2 separate regions of the Homo sapiens genome follow, and region 2 is linked to region 1. Evidence: chromatin loops called from intact Hi-C (ENCODE). Cell type or tissue: breast epithelium. All regions are shown on one strand. Region 1 overlaps STIM2 (stromal interaction molecule 2). Region 2 has its middle 43 kb from the start of CCKAR.

What was found. Peaks named below come from ENCODE experiments on the same cell type or tissue, not always from the same donor. Only the 100,000 strongest peaks of a DNase experiment are listed, where the experiment ranks them.
Region 2: a loop joins it to region 1, with 13 times the contacts of the local background. A loop is called at or near these places in 1 of 110 quality-filtered maps.

Annotation. Positions count from the first base shown.
Region 1 is chr4:26,868,539-26,876,538 of GRCh38, reverse strand. All of the region lies in intron 1 of STIM2 (stromal interaction molecule 2), which reads right to left. It also overlaps the pseudogene PIMREGP4. Among named protein-coding and RNA genes, the nearest start is that of STIM2, 12 kb to the right of the region's middle. In breast epithelium, no CTCF peak of the experiment used is centred here; DNase peaks (open chromatin) are centred at 3,006 and 4,718.
Region 2 is chr4:26,528,997-26,536,996 of GRCh38, reverse strand. No RefSeq gene overlaps it. Among named protein-coding and RNA genes, the nearest start is that of CCKAR, 43 kb to the right of the region's middle. In breast epithelium, no CTCF peak of the experiment used is centred here; no DNase peak of the experiment used is centred here.

The DNA.
Region 1 (8,000 bases):
TTTCTCATTTCCACTATTGTGAGACTTTTTATGTTAGAGTAACTGGAAAAAGAAGGGATCTAGAGATTGATAAGAGTAAAGCAAGGCAGGGCGAGTTTTAAGACTTTTAAAATGCAACCCTGAGTTAAAGGAAACCTAGGTAAAGTCCACTTGACCTTAAAAGTGTATTCCTGTGACTCAAAAGTGGGAAGTGCTACGATCCAAAGACCTACCTAAGTGGTGGGAACAGAGCCAGGAGAGACTGTCTAACATCTTCATGTCTTAATATAAAGGCTCTACAGGAAGAATTCTAATTTTACCAATACCCTGTTACTGAAGTGGTTTCATCCATAGTAGCGGAGAAATTAAAGACTTCTTAAATAAGTTTACCCCAAACCTTTTCCATTTGATTCATCCAAATCAGTCAACATGTCTGAGACTGTGTGGACCCCCAAGACATGTGAATCAACAATTCCAAGTAACAAAAACAAGACATCTAGCTTTTCCATGGACTGGATACTGAGCCACTAATATGCTCCTTTGTGTACATACTATATACTACAAGCGAAAATGGTTTTTCAAACATCTCATAAGCTACAGAAGGAAACACTGAACTCTTCCTAATAATAAAAGGATGATAAATGGAAACTAACTTTTCTGAATTACTAATTCAGAACACGCAAATGATTACTATGGTACTTTCTTTTAGCGAATATAAATATTAGTAAGGGCTTTTGTGGGGCTACAGTATCTCTAAAGCCTATTTTTCCCAAAGGTCTGTTTTTCAATTTGAAATTCTGCTAGTATAAGATTTTTCAAGAACATCCCCATAATAATTAGAAAGGAATTGTCTATAAATATGTCATGTCTTGCTTGGGAATTTGTATTTAACTAAAAACAGCTCCCATTTGTCTAGAAATCTTGAAGACTGACAAAATACAAAGACTTATTATCTTTTCATTCCTACAGAGTGTTCTCACGTTGTTATATGATAAATTAGAGGCCTGAGACACATACAGGCTTCCTACTCCTTTACTAATCTAGAATATAAAGAAAAAATAATCCTAATTATTAACATATTTAGGGCTTATGATGAATCTATCATGACTACCAGCTACCTGCTTGAAAACAAACTTAAAGACTTCAAAACGTAAAACTAAATTTTTAGTACACTATAAAAGTTACCAGATAATTTTATAAACACGTTTAAACAACTCATCATAGATTATTCATATATAAGTTTGGTTACATTCAGAGGACCGGCATATGTGCATATTTCTATAAGATTTTTGAACAGATCTCATAAAAAATACTATATAGCATATGGCAAAAATAACACAAAACAAGGAGTTAATAGATCTGAGTTCTAATTTTAGGTCGATTACACTAAGTTAAACTTGATAGTAAGTTAAGAATATGGATATGCTTTGTATAAAACTCAAAGAGATTTATCATTGTGAATTGTATAACTGATACTATGAGTTAAAAGATTAATCAATAAAACCAATATGCCATTCAGCTTCAATTAAAGGAATCTGCAAACTAGTGAGTACTGGAACGCGTAGCAATCATAATACGAAGAAGCTGCCAATTTTATTCTAAGATCACATACTGCATGTAGCAAAACTACATTTGCCCAACAAATAACCACAGCATTAAAAGTAAAATTATGACAGCAGCACCTTCATTAGTTTAGTTTTCTCCTACTTCTCCGGTACCTAAAAAGTGTCTGCTGTCTAGCACACAGCAGACATTCAAACATTTGTTTAATAAATATCCTCCACAACTAAGTGGCACAATGTAACCTCACAGTCTATGCCTAATACTTACTGATTTTACTACTTCCAATTTCATATTAACCAGCACTTTTTTAATGTTCTTAAAATCTGTGAGACTATAAATCAAATATAATTGTAACCTTTTAAATAATCCCATTCTTTTATTTCCCTAAACTCGAAAAGATATGAAATTATCCATTAAAAGAGGAGAGTTCATACTTAAGCAAAATGAGTAATATATTAACAATAACTGCTTGGTTTATGTAAATGAAGAACTGAAAGCTGATCCTATAACATTTGTCCACTAGAAGTTACCAGTCACCAATAAAGATGTGCCACAGTTCTTCCTAAAAGTACTTTACAGTACTTGGCGTCGGGCAGACGTTGGGGGTGCTGGGCCCTAGTGGTCAGACAAGACTCTTGGGCAGGCAGATGGCTTCTCAGCGGCAGGGTGTAGGGGCCTCTGTGCGCCGGAGATCTCTCCAGTACCAGGAGCAGCTCAAGAACAGCAAGGAGCTGCAGCCTGTGGCCAGCCATCCAGGAGACCCCTGCCGCAGCCCTGGGTTCCCTGTGCAGACAGTTCCAAAGGAGGCTGCCCCTGACAGCCATCAACCTCAATCTCTGGGGAGACCCCTCCTGCAAACACTTGGAAACCCCAGAGCCAGGGCAGCAGAGCCTCCAAGCTGCAGCTCGCTCAGCTAAGAGTACCTCAGGTGCCAAGTCCCAGAGAATCCAGGAGTCCTGACACCAAGTGGCTGGTGGAGACTCAGGTGAAGGCCAGGAGGAGAAAGAGAGGGGCACAGAAGAGCAGTGGATCCCTGACTCACAGCCTGAGCCAGAAGAGCACCCAGCTGTCTGGAGGCGCCCCTGTCCACTCAGCCGCAGACCCCTGGGAGAAGGAGCATCACTGCCTCTCTGCCCGGATGGGTTCACGTACCCACCCACTACGGCGGTTGAGGCGGGAGTCTGCCTTGTAGAGCCCCTTACCCCTTGACAGAGCCCCTCTGCTCTCCCAGTGAGTCTGACAGTGACCTAGAGCCTGTGGAGGCAGAAATTCAGCATCTCCAGAAGCTGTCCCAAGAGCTGGATGAAGCCATTATGGCAGAAGAGAGTGGTGACATGAGCGTCTCTCTCATTTATGACTAAGGAAGTGCCCTGCAGGAAACAAGCCCTGTCTGATCACCAAAACTTCACACCCAGTATGTCTGTGCTTCCCCATGAGCTTCCTGGACAAAGTAGTCAGAGTTACCCTGGGCTACTGCTAACAAGGAAATAACAAGGGACCCAGAGCCCCCCTGCTCTGGCCACATCTAGCCACAATGATTTAGTTCAGAACTAACACAGTAGCGATGAGAATGGAAAGGACTTTTTTTTTTTTTTTAAAGACGGAGTCTCACTCTGTCACCCAGGCTGGAGTGGAGTGCAATGGCACGATCTCAGCTCACTGCAACCTCCACCTCCAGGGTTCAAGTGAGTTTTTCCTGCCTCCCAAGTAGCTGGGATTACAGGCACTCACCATCATGCCTGGCTAATCGTTGTATTTTTGTAGAGATGGGGTTTCACCATGTTGGCCAGGCTGGGCTTCAACTCCTGACCTCAGGTGATCCGCCCGCCTCGGCCTCCCAAAGTGTGGGGATTACAGGTGTGAGCCACCACACCCGGCCTGTTACCCTCTGAATTAAACCCAAACAAGGTAACAAGGTCTATGAGGCTCTGTACCATCCAGCCCTTCCCTTTTCTATAGCCAGATCTCATCCAACATTCCCCCTCCCTCAAGATGCTGGGTCAAAATGATACTCTTTCATTTCTTCAAATAATTCCAATTCTTTCTTGCCTCACAGTCTTTGTCCATGTGGAATGCTATTCCCCAATTCTTCAGACTTGGCTCTTTATTGTCCTTCAAGATGCCACCTTAAATGTGACCTTCTCAGAAGCCTTCTCTAACTAGCCTACCTAAATTAAAAAGTACCCCACATTATTTTCTATTTTATGTCTCTCTTGTTCCTCAATAGCATTTCTCACAACTCAAAATAGTATTTGTATTTTCTATCTTCCCAACTGAAATGCAAGCTCCATGAGAACAAAAACCTCAATCTCATTCATCTTTGTGTCCCCAATACTTATCATATGCTTGTAATATACTTGGCATTCAAATATTTACTAAGTAATTTCACATTTTTAAAAAATCACTCTATGAGCCTATTATTAAATATATCAATATGCATACATATCTATAAAAGATTGTAAAAAACAAAATTTTGATGTTATCTTTGTTATTTTTAGCTGTTGAAGTAGATGTATTTTCTATATTTACTTTTCAGTATGTTCTAAATTTTTTATAGTAAACCTTTAAGCTCAGAAATTAAAGATTTTAAAGTCTAACATTTCAACTGCAAAATGCTTTAAATCTTTAAATCATATAAAATAATAAAGGTACAAAATGACTCAGGCTTATGATACAACTAATTTTTTTTTAATATCACACTGCTTCTCAATGTCACTGTCTATACTTAGCTTCATATTTCTACAGAGTTTTAACTAATCTCGGACCACTCATGGTCCGGTTATTTAGATCAACTAACTGCCTCAAACTATGTCTTCATACTTTTTTAAATGCAACATAAAATATCTTAATAACACTCAATAAATCAAAGCACATTTCTACAACTATCCTACCTCTGTATCTATAGATAAAAAGAATAATGGTTAAGTCAATAATACCTGAATACTTACCCTTGCCAGGCTCTATTCTAAGCACACACAGAGTAATTCATTTATTCTTTGCATCCCATTTTAGAGATAAGGAAATTTAGGCACTAACAGACTAAATCATCTACCCAAAATTACAAAACCACTGTCAGACTGGGATTCAAACTCAGGAAATCCTGCCCTAGTCTAGAGGCTATGCTCTTCATCACACTATACAAAAGTGGAAACAGGCCAGGCATGGCAGCTCACACTCATAATCTAATTACTTTGCGGGGCCGAGGTGGGAGGATTGCCTAAGCCCAGGAATTTGAGATCAGCCCTGGGCAACATACTCAGACTCTGTCTCTACCAAAAAAAAAAAAAAAAAAGGGTGAAAACAGACTTATGGGCCAGATAAAAGTTCAAGATATAAGATGCTATGCTTCTTAAAAATTACATTCCGTCATCCTTGTATTTATGAAAACAAAGCACAAACAGAAATTACGCACTTACTGAAAAGCCGAGTCAAACTGAACAAATCGAGTCAAAGTTTAATTTTAAAAAGGACAAATTATTGGGCCTCAGATATATTTTATAGGAGTCATATTCCAAGATTTCAGAATATTTAATAGCAAAATTTTGTTATTTACCAGAAGTAAATGAAGGAGAAACTCATAAGGCCATTGGACAATAAAGATCTACAATGTAACATTAATCACAATGTTTGTATCTGCTACTTCTCCAGCCTCATTTCCTGATTCAACTCCATATATACCTTATGCTTTAACATAAAGATCCTTGGCACAGGGGGGTTTTTTAAAGTACGAACTATTTGAGAGCAATCCTAAATTTCTGTTATATGTACTAACTCATGGAGATAACCTCACAGGGATTCTCTAAGGATTAAATTGGATGAAACATACAAAATGCCTGGCAAAAATTTAAATCCCACATGCAAATATGGATGCTGCTGCACTGCGAACAGGCCCAGCATTGACTCTGTCATCCTGGGTATTTGGTAATTCACAACCACATTTAGCATTCTCAAATGTCAATGCCTATAATAATCTCACTCCCCACCCAGCTTCCTCACTTCACACCTATGGTTTTCCACCATGCCTTTCTCTGTCTGACAAACTCATACATTCTCGGCACATACTTCCTACTCTGGATATTTAAAAAAAAAAAAAAAGGATTCACTAATAACCTACTAATAACCTGCATCTCCACATCAAAATTAGTAACTCCATCTTTGCAATTCAGTAAAATACAGCACATAGCCTTAGGCCCTTTTACCCTTATCACAATGTATCATCACCCTTTAAGTGGGTATGCCTTCTAGTAGACTACAAGCTAGGGTGAATATCTTACTGATCTTGAAATTCCAAACACCCAACTGGTGTCTGGCACATGGGACTCACTGAAATTTTTTGTTTGCTTGCTTGTTTTTTAATAAAGTATACAAAAGAGTGAAAAAGGAATGATACCTGAAAACATGTACATCTATCATATATCAGTTAAAAATTTTTTAAATTATAGTTATTTATAATTATACTTTGTTCCAAAGAAGGGGGAAGGGAGACTTATTTTTTAATACTGCAAATGTATAACAAAAACTTCCATTAAATATTCTAACATATATTTTGTTATAACTTCAGTAAGGCATAATGACAAAAAGTAGATATATTTAAGGTATACAATTTGATCTGATATATGCATACATTATGAAATATTCACCACAATGAAGCTAATTCACATAATCCATCACATCACATCCTTACCTTTTTTTTTTTTTTGGTGTGTTAAGAACTTTTAAGGTCTACCCTCTTCACAAATGTCAATTACAGTATATGACACTATTAACTACAGTCACACTGTTGTACATTAGATCTCCGAACTTATTTATGTTGCATAACTGAATCTTTGTACTTGAAGTTTCAACATCTCTCCATTTACTCCTTTCCCTAGCCCCTGGTAACCACCATTCTACTCTGTAAGTTTGATATTTTCAGATTCCATGCAGTATTTGTCTTTCTATGGCTGCGTTACTTCACTTAGCATAATGTCCTCCACGTTCATCCATGTTGCCGCAAATGGCAGGATTTTCTTCTTTTTTAATGCTGAATAATATTTCATGGTGCAAGTGCGTATGTATCACATTTTCTTTATGCATTCATTGATGAACGTTAAGGTTGTTTCCATATCTTGGCTATTGTGAAAAATGCTGAAAAGAACATAGCAGTGCAGATATCTCTAACATATATTTTCAGTAAATGTAGCAAGGATACTAGATAAGCTACCACAGCAGTGGCCTTTTAAGAAACAAAATATTTATACATATTTTCATATTTTTAGATTATGCAATCCACTCTCAGGCAATTTTCAGGTTTACATTTTAAAAAGTTTTTTTTAATTAGCCATCTGTGGTGCCTCACAGCCTGGGAGGCTAAGGCGGGAAGATTGATTGAGTCCAGGAGTTTGAGGCTGCAGTGAGCTATGATCATGTCACTGCACTCCAGCCTGGGCAACAGAGTGAGACCACATCTCTAAAAATAAATAAATACATAAATGTTTTTAAATAGTCAATTTCAGCATCTTTATATTTCCAGTTACTCATACCATAGCTGGCACAAAACAGTCACTAAATAATGTTTAAAACTCTATGCACACACAGACATATTCACCAACGACTGGCTTTCTCACTTTAACCCTCTATAGTTCTTTTTAGGACCCATATGTAACAGACCTAGAACCAAACAAACTTTTTTCTTCCTTTTTTTTTTTTTTTTTTTTTGGAGACAGGGTCTCACTCCGCCGTCCAGGCCAGAGTGCAGTGGCCTGATCAGGGCTTGCTGCAGACTTAACTTCCCCCAGGCTCAGGTGATTCTCCCATTTCAGCCTCCTGAGTAGCCAGGAATACAGGCGCACATCATCACGCCCAGCTAATTTTTTTGTATTTTTTGAGGAGATGGGATTTCACCGTGTTGCCCAGACTGGTCTCGAAGTCCTGGGCTCAAGTGATCTGCCCATCTTGGCCTCGAAAAGTGCTGGGATTACAGGCATAAGCTACAGCGTACGACCCCAAACAAACACGGAATAAACATCAGAGGGTATAGTTACAAATGCAAATTCAAAAATAGCCAGGGGTACCTATAATTGCACTTTAGCTTTTCTTTCTTAATGTGGTACCCAGAAGAAAGAAACGGCGAGGATTAATACAGTCTGAATATGTGTGGCAAAGCAGAAATAAGAGCTAAACATGACAATGGTTCAAGGCATCAGGGAAACAGAGCAAAAATTACATACACGTCATTAATGAAAACGTTAGAGATGTATTGCTGGACAATAGGAATAAAGAAGGGGGATTAAGATTATCTAGTTATCCAACATCAGATTTTTTAAAAAAGAAAAAAAAGACAGTAATAGAAAACATGGGCCTGTGCAACTTGCAGTGTGCTGAGTAGGAGACAAAAACTTCAAACAAGGGTTTAAAAAGCCTTTTTACTTATTGAGAATATTGTAAGAAACTACAAATCACTTTCACTACCCTAGGGG
Region 2 (8,000 bases), 340 kb after region 1:
GAGTATGGAGAAAGCAAAGGGTCAAGAATGATTCAAATCGTTTTGGCCTGAGCAACTAAAAAAATGAGTTAACAGTTATGGAGACAAAGAGGAACAAGTTCGAGGTTGGGGTTAGGGTAGGGTGAAGAATCAAGAGTTTGGTTTCAACATATCAGGCAGGGCCAGGATCGGGGTAAAGCCAGTGAGGTACTCGCTTTAGACACAAAATACAAGAGACCACCGAAAACTCAGTAACTGATATAAGTAATATTTGAATGTAATATTTTTAAAAATCAAAGTTAATGTAAAAAAATTGATGTTGCACAAACTATGAAAATTTAAAATAAAGAAAGACTGGTTGGTTTGTTTTATGACCGTCTATTATTGCACAACAGGAACAGTCATTTCTATCACCCTGAGCTTCCTGGGCCATGAGGCCATGAGATCTCACTCTTTTGTGAGAATTGACAGTGGAATGCCTATTGGCTAGGCAATACAAGGCTTTACATATAGCCTTTATTTTATTTTTCTAATGTAGAGCTTTATTTCCTTTTTCCACTTTGTTTCAAATACTTGAGGAAATTTGGATAAGGGAATATAGCAGCTCACATGCCTTCTTTTGTCTCAGGCTCCAATGTGGCTCAGAAGGGCACTGCATCCAAGCAGGATTGTTGAATTTGGATATCGAGTGTGGAGTGCAGGAGAAAAGTTGGAATAGGAGAGAGAAGGCAGGACTGTGGGCACATAAATGTGGTATTTAAGACCTGGTTGAGATCAGATGGAGGCAACGCATGAGGATAGAGGAGATAAGAGGTCTGAAAAGAAAACCCTGGGGAGGAACATGAAGACTAAGGAGAAACCAGCAGATATGATGAAGGAGCAGCCAGGAGAGAAAACCCGAGAGAGTGATGTCACAGAACTCAAGAGACAAGAGCATTTTAAGAAAGGAGTATAAAACTAGAGTTGACCTTTGAACCACATGGGCATGAGGGACGCCACCACCCTGCACAGTAGAAAATCCTCATATAACCTTCGACTCCCCCCAAAATTAATTACTAATAGCCTACTGTAGATCGGAAGTCTTACTGATAACATAAACAGTAATTAACTCATATTTTGTATATGTATTATATACTGCATTGTTACAATAAAGTAAGCTAGAGGAAAGAAAATGTTATGAAGAAAATCATAAGGAAGAGAAAATATATTTACTCTATTAAGTGGGAGTAGATCACTTGAAGGTCTTCATCCTCATACTCTTCATGTTAAGAAGGCTGGGGAGGAGGAGGAAGAGTACAGCTTGGTCCTGCTGTCTCAGGGGTGGCAGAGGCAGAAGAGAATTTGAGTATAAGTGGACTCATGCAGTTCAAACCCATTGTTCAAGGGTCAACTGTATACAGAGATACTATCTTTTGATCTTTAAGATTGGTAAAGATCTTTAAAAGTTTTAATAAGCTTGCAGTGTGTTGAATGGTGGGCTCCCACAGAGACATGTCCACGTCCTAATCCCCAGAATATGTGAATGTTACCTTATAAGAATCTTGAGGCCAGGCGTGTAATCTCAGCACTTTGGGAGGCTGAGGCACAAGGATCACTTGAAACTAGGGGTTTAAGACCAGCCTAGGCAGCATAGCGAGATCCTGTCTTTATGAAAACTTCAAAAATTAGCCAAGCCTGTTGGCTGAGGTGGAAGGATCCCTTGAGCCGCAGAGTCTGAGGCTGCAGTGGGCCCTCAGTCCAATGACCAGTGTCCTTGTTAGATTGTGCAGAGGGAGATTACACAGGAGAGGGTACAGCCATGTGAAGACAGAGACAGAGATCGGAGTGACACGGCCGCAAGCCCAGGAAGCCCAGGAATGATGACGGCTGCCAGGAGCTGGAAGAGGCAAAGAAAGATTCCCCCTAGAATATCCAGTGTGAGTGCAGCCCTGCTCACACCTTAGTTTTGGATTTCTGGCCTCCAGAACTGTGAAAGAATCACTTTCTATTGTTTTAGGCCACCAATTTGTGGTAACTTGTTACAGCAGTTATAGCAAACTAATATACAATTCTATGATGAGGGTGTAGGGAAACCAATTCTCTCACACACAACCACAGGGTGCTAAATTGGAGGGCAACCTCATAGAGGGCAATGTGGCAATAATAATCAAAATTTCACACGATACATCATTTGAACCAGCAGTTCCGATTTCAGGAATTTATGCAGTTCTACTCAACATGCCTGTAAAAATAAAAATATGTATGTGCAAGATTATTCACTGAAGCATTGTTTATAACAAAAAACTGGAAACAATCTAAACATGCTAACCTTTATGTTAAATGAGCTTGATTCTATAGGGTGCCATAAAAACAACGCTATTTTTCCTCTCATTGTGGAGCAGCTCTTTTCTGTCCTGGATAAAACTGTAAGCTACTCTCATAATTTTTTCTCCAGATGTTTACAGTAATAAAAAGGCCTTTGGTAATTTTAATTACAAGATTGATCTTATTGTACTAGCCCAAATATCTAGCCCAGAGTAATATTAAAATTGTCATATTCTTATTCTAATTAAGCTCTCTCCTCCTCACAACCTCACTGGAAATCTGCCTTGTGGGAGGGGGCATGGCTAGCTGCTGCTTCTTGTCTCTGCTAGTTCCTCTCCTCCAGGCTCCACACAGAGTCTACCTCTGACTTCTCCACGATTGGCGGGCTAGGGTGGGTGTGGTGGGGAGATCTAAGGAGCAACAAAGGCTTTAGCTGTTTGTCACAGATGGAATCTGACAATGGTAGGTGTCAGAGTGTATTAATCAGATCCACACTAATGTAATAACAATAACCCCAAATTAGAGTGACTTCGCAGTGAAAGTTTATTCTCATCCTTGTCACAGGCAACATGCATCAGCCTTTGAGTGGGAAAGAGGACACAGGACTCGGCTACACTCATTCAAAACCCCAGCCTGTGGTGTCTTCATTTTCTAGGACCTCTTCCTGCTCTACTGTTGGTGGGGAAAGAGAAAAGGCATGGAGGATCCTGTAGGATGATCTACTTTAAGGCCAGGCCAGGTGGGAAGGTGTCTCTCATCTTACTTCTGCCCATCCCCCATTGGCTGTAACTCAGTTACATAGGCCCACCGAACTGCAAGGGCAGCTGGGAAATGTGGTCTTTGTGCCTGGGAGTTGGAATGCATAGCGTTGTCTCCACTGTATGGAGATTCCCAAAGCTGATTCTTTCTCTTGTTAGGGTGCTGTCAGGAATTCCCCAAATATGTCCCCTGTGATTGCAGCTTCCTTAATGTGGAGAATTCCCCACTCTGGCTGGCTACTTATAATTCCTCCAAAGCCTGTAGGCATCTGACCATCCACTCCTTCTGTTGGGGTCACATTACGCTTCCAGAGAGTTGAGTGGAGTTCAGGCTGACCCCAAGCTGAATTCTCCTAATTTATCTCCCAGGAGGCATCCCTGCTCCCATCAGTGAGGTACAGCTTGCTGCCAGTATGGGCCTTTCTACTTGAACCACATCTGGCTACTTCATCCAACCACCTGCCTGCAGAATTTTTCAGAAGTGGAACAAGTATTAAATCCCTGTGTTTCTTTTACTCCATAGGGTACATGCCAAGCTCTCACATTTGGCTTGAGGTGGGAAGGCAGCCCTCTCCTCCCCATCATCATGGAAGGAAGACAGATGCAAAGCATATGTGATTCTCTCTAAAGATCTTCAACCTCGACTCTGCAAATCATTCACTGTGATGTCACATAACAAGTTTTTTGAAGTATCTTTTGTAAGTCTTGCATAGATGGTCCAGCACCTCATGTTGAAATGTGGAGATTCTGGACACGTTGCTTTACTTAAGGTGTTTTGCAAAGTTTTTTTGTATTTTTAAAAAATGTAGTCCAATATGTCATTCTTTTGAAGGAGTTAAAAAAATTCTTATTTTAGGCTGGGCGCAGTGGCTCATGCCTGTAATTCTAGCACTTTGGGAGGTTGAGGCAGGTGGATCACTTGAGGTCAGGAGTTCAAGACCAGCCTGGCCAACATGGTGAAACCCCCGTCTCTACTAAAAATACAAAAATTGGCCAGTGTGAGCCGGGCGCGGCGGCTCACGCCTGTAATCCCAGCACTTTGGGAAGCCGAGGCGGGCGGATCACAAGATCAGGAGATTGAGACCATCCTGGCTAACACAGTGAAATCCCGTCGCTACTAAAAACAAAAAATTAGCCGGGCATGGTGGCACGTGCCTGTAGTCCCAGCTACTGGGGAGGCTGAGGCAGGAGAATGGCGTGAACCCAGGAGGCGGAGCTTGCAGTGAGCCGAGATCGCGCCACTACACTCCAGCCTGGGCGACAGAGGGAGACTCCGTCTCAAAAAAAAAAAAACCAAACGAACAAACAAAAACAAATTAGCCGGGTGTGGTGGCAGGCTCCTGTAATCCCAGCTACTTGGGAGGCTGAGGCAAGAGAATTGTTTGAACCCAAGAGGTGGAGGTTGCAGTGAGCCGAGATCACACCACTGCAATCCAACCTGGGTGAAAGAGTGAGACTCCTTCTCAAAAAACAAACAAACAAAAATTCTTATTTTACTCCTGGTCTGAGAAACTTGGACTCTCCTTCCAGTTATCCCATTCCTAACTGGGCAGCTGTGGGCAGGTTACATAACAAGTTTGAGCCTCAGTTTCTTTATCAGTAAAATGAAGTAAGACTATGCAATTCATAGAGTTATTGTGGGAGTTCAATGGAACATTACTTACGAAAGCACCTGGCATAGCACCATGCACAGACAGTTTAAAACGTTCCGCGAGAAAGGTCTGCCTTCATTTCTATTCTAGAACAGAGATGTTCTACCTGTTTCCAAACTGCAAATGAATAAATAAAGTAACAGTTTTAAATTTATGTTTGCAATTAACAAATGACTTTAAAGAGTAGCTTGAACAAGAGGATGAATTTGCTAGAAATCTAGCCCAGTCTTTCCCTTTCATGTTCTGTGTTGGATGCTTTTACTGTGTAGGCAGCATATCGCTTATTTAAGGTAAACTAAGAGCCAGGAACAAAAGTGAGATTTAGATTTTACTTCCTTTCAGCCACTCCCAAATCCAGTCCTGTATAAACATAACCAAAATGTAAATGTTGCCTACGGCTTTCTGGGAAGATCCTTTCTGAATATAAAGTACCCTGGGTAGACTGATCATTCTGAAATAAAACAAAGAAAATATACCCAGCTTGCAGCAGGCAATTGTCTTCCTTGTCATTGTTTGGATAATACTTTGCCCTGACATAACCAGGAAGCCCTGTCAAGTCTGCATACGTGAGGACAGTGAAACGGATGGTCCTGATATGCTAAGCCAAACCTTGGCATATGCAGTTAACACAACAAAAATCCCAAGCCAAGTCTGAATGGTGACTGGAACCTACTGAGTGGTTTCTCTCACGCTGTTTTCCATACAAAGCATGTCCTTTTGCTGGGAAACTGGATGTGTTTGAAAAATGGGCAGCTCAGATAATTTCAGGAGTCAGGGATGGAAATTTTAGCTGTTTCAGATTCCAGTGGATTTGATCAGCTCCTGTCCTGTGTCAGGGTCCTGAAGTTCTGAACTAATTGAGAAATGAGACAAAAGGGCCAGGTGCAGTGGCTCACGCCTGTAATCCCAAAACTTTGGGAGGCGGAGGCGGGCGGATCACTTGAAGTCAGGAGTTTGAGACCAACCTGACCATATTGTGAAACCCCATCTCTACTAAAAATACAAAAATTAGCTGGGCATGGTGGCAGGTTTACAGAATCCCAGCTACTCCGGAGACTGAGGCAGGAGAATCACTTGAGCCCAGGAGGCAGAGGTTGCAGTGAGCCGAGATAACACCACTGCCCTCCAGCCTGGGTGACAGACAAAGACTCCGTCTCAAAAAATAAAATAAAATAAAATAAAATAATGAGACAAAGGAGACAGGCAGATTGAGCCCAAGTATCGCCTTTATTGCTGATAAATACTAGCAACTGATGAGCATGGTGGCTCACGCCTGTACTCCCAGCATTTTGGGAGGCCCAGGAGGGCAGATCGCCTGAGCCCAGGAATTCAAGACCAGTCTAGGCTGCATGGCAAGACCACCCCTGTCTCTACAAAAAAATTTTAAAAATTAGCCAGGCATGGTGGTACATGCCTGTAGTTCCAGCTACTTGGGAGGCTGAGGTGGGAGAATCATCTGAGCCTGAGAAGTTGAGGCTGCAGTGAGCTGTGATCATGCCTGGGTCACAGTGTGAAACCCTGTCTCAAAAAAAAAAAATGACTTGCAACATGTCTGCAGGTAGGTGGATTTCCTAATTCTGAACCACAGAATTACATACACCTCCTCAGCCCTAGATGTCCTGGGACCATCACCTGCCTCCCCACTTAAGGGAGAAAGCCAATAAAATGAAGGTGTGGAGAAGCAGAGGGAGTTGTTGATGAAAGTGGCTCTCAGCAGGAAGGGGAGCTGAAAAGGGGATGGAGTAGAAAGATAACCTTCCCCAGAGTCTGGCCATCTCCAGCTGGACTCCTCACTGAAGTTATGCTGTCAAGCCATCCCTCTGAAGTCAAGCTGCTTCTCTCTGAAGTCCAACCACAGTCTCCCATGTCCTACTGCCTCTCCTCTTCTCCTCTCTTCTCTCTGCTGGCAGAGCCTGGGGTTTTTATGGGCACAGGATGGGGTGGGGCAGGCCATGGATAGTTTTGGAAAAGGCAACATTCGGCGGGGAAACAGGAATGTTATGTTCTCACTTTAGGGTGTGGTTCCAGGCTTGAGGGTAGGGCCCTCGCCAGGGACCTGCCCTCGTCTGCCCAGAACTTCCCTGCCCCCTGTCCCTACGAATGACAATAGCACTTCCCTAATGGGGTTATTGTAAAGGTTTAAGGAGAAAATGTGCACAAAATACTTGACATAGTGCTTACCCTATAGAAAGTGTGAAATAAATTTTAGCACAAATCATATGCAGTGGATCTTTATTATTTGCAGATTTCTTATTTATGAATTTACTTACTCCCTAAAATTTATTTGTAACCCCAAAATAGTATTCACGGTGCTTTTGAAGTCATCCGTGGACATGCACAGAGTGGCAAAATATTGGTGTCACTCCATGTGCATGTTCACAGCTGAGGTGGAACAAAGCAACCCTCTGCCTTCTAGTTTCAGCTCTCGTACTGATATGAACAGGAGGCAGGGAAATACTGGGTAAAAGAGAGTGGTTTCCCGGCAAAGGCCCCACCCTCAAGCCTGGAACCACAGCTCTAAATGAGAACAGTTATCCCTGTTTTCCTGCCCAAGTGTTACTTTTTTGGCCTGCTACACTCCCCAATCCTGTACCCATATAAACCCCAGACCTCAGCTGGCAGAGAGACAAGCAGCTGAACATTGAGAGGAGAAGCAGCAACTGAGCATCAGAGACTATGGATAGATGCTGCTTAATTTCAGACGGCCCGGCTTTGGAGAGGAGCCCGACTGCAGACAGCCTGGCTTAGGGAAAGATCACCTTCTTCCTGCACCATCCCCTTTCCTGCTCCCCTTCTGCTGAGAGCCACTTCTACTGCTTAATAAAATCCTCCACATTCATAATCTTTGAAACCACTCATGTGACCTGATTCTTCCTGGATGCAGGACAAGAATTTGGGATGCGCTGGGTGCAGGAATACAAAAAGGCTGTCACACTGACTCTTCACTGAGCTGTTTAACACTTAAGCTGTCTACGGACAGCAAAGCTAAAAGAGCATTAATTGTAACACACCCCTAAATGCTGCTGTGGGGCAGAGCCCGAAAGTGCTCACCCTGGTTCCTGCACCCACTCAACTGTCTGCTCCCCTTCCCACAAGGGGCCAGATAAACAAGCTACACATCTATTGCCAGTCCTGCAACAGAGTCAAGGGAACTCTCCCGTCTCAATACTGTAGACAATAGTCCTTTTCATGATCTGTTTAACACCGCATTATTCCACATTTTTGTGCGTGTTTTTTGTTGCTAATTTTGCTGTTTACCGTGTCCCCCATGCATAGTGCTGAAATCTTCCTCGGCACAAGAAGGCTG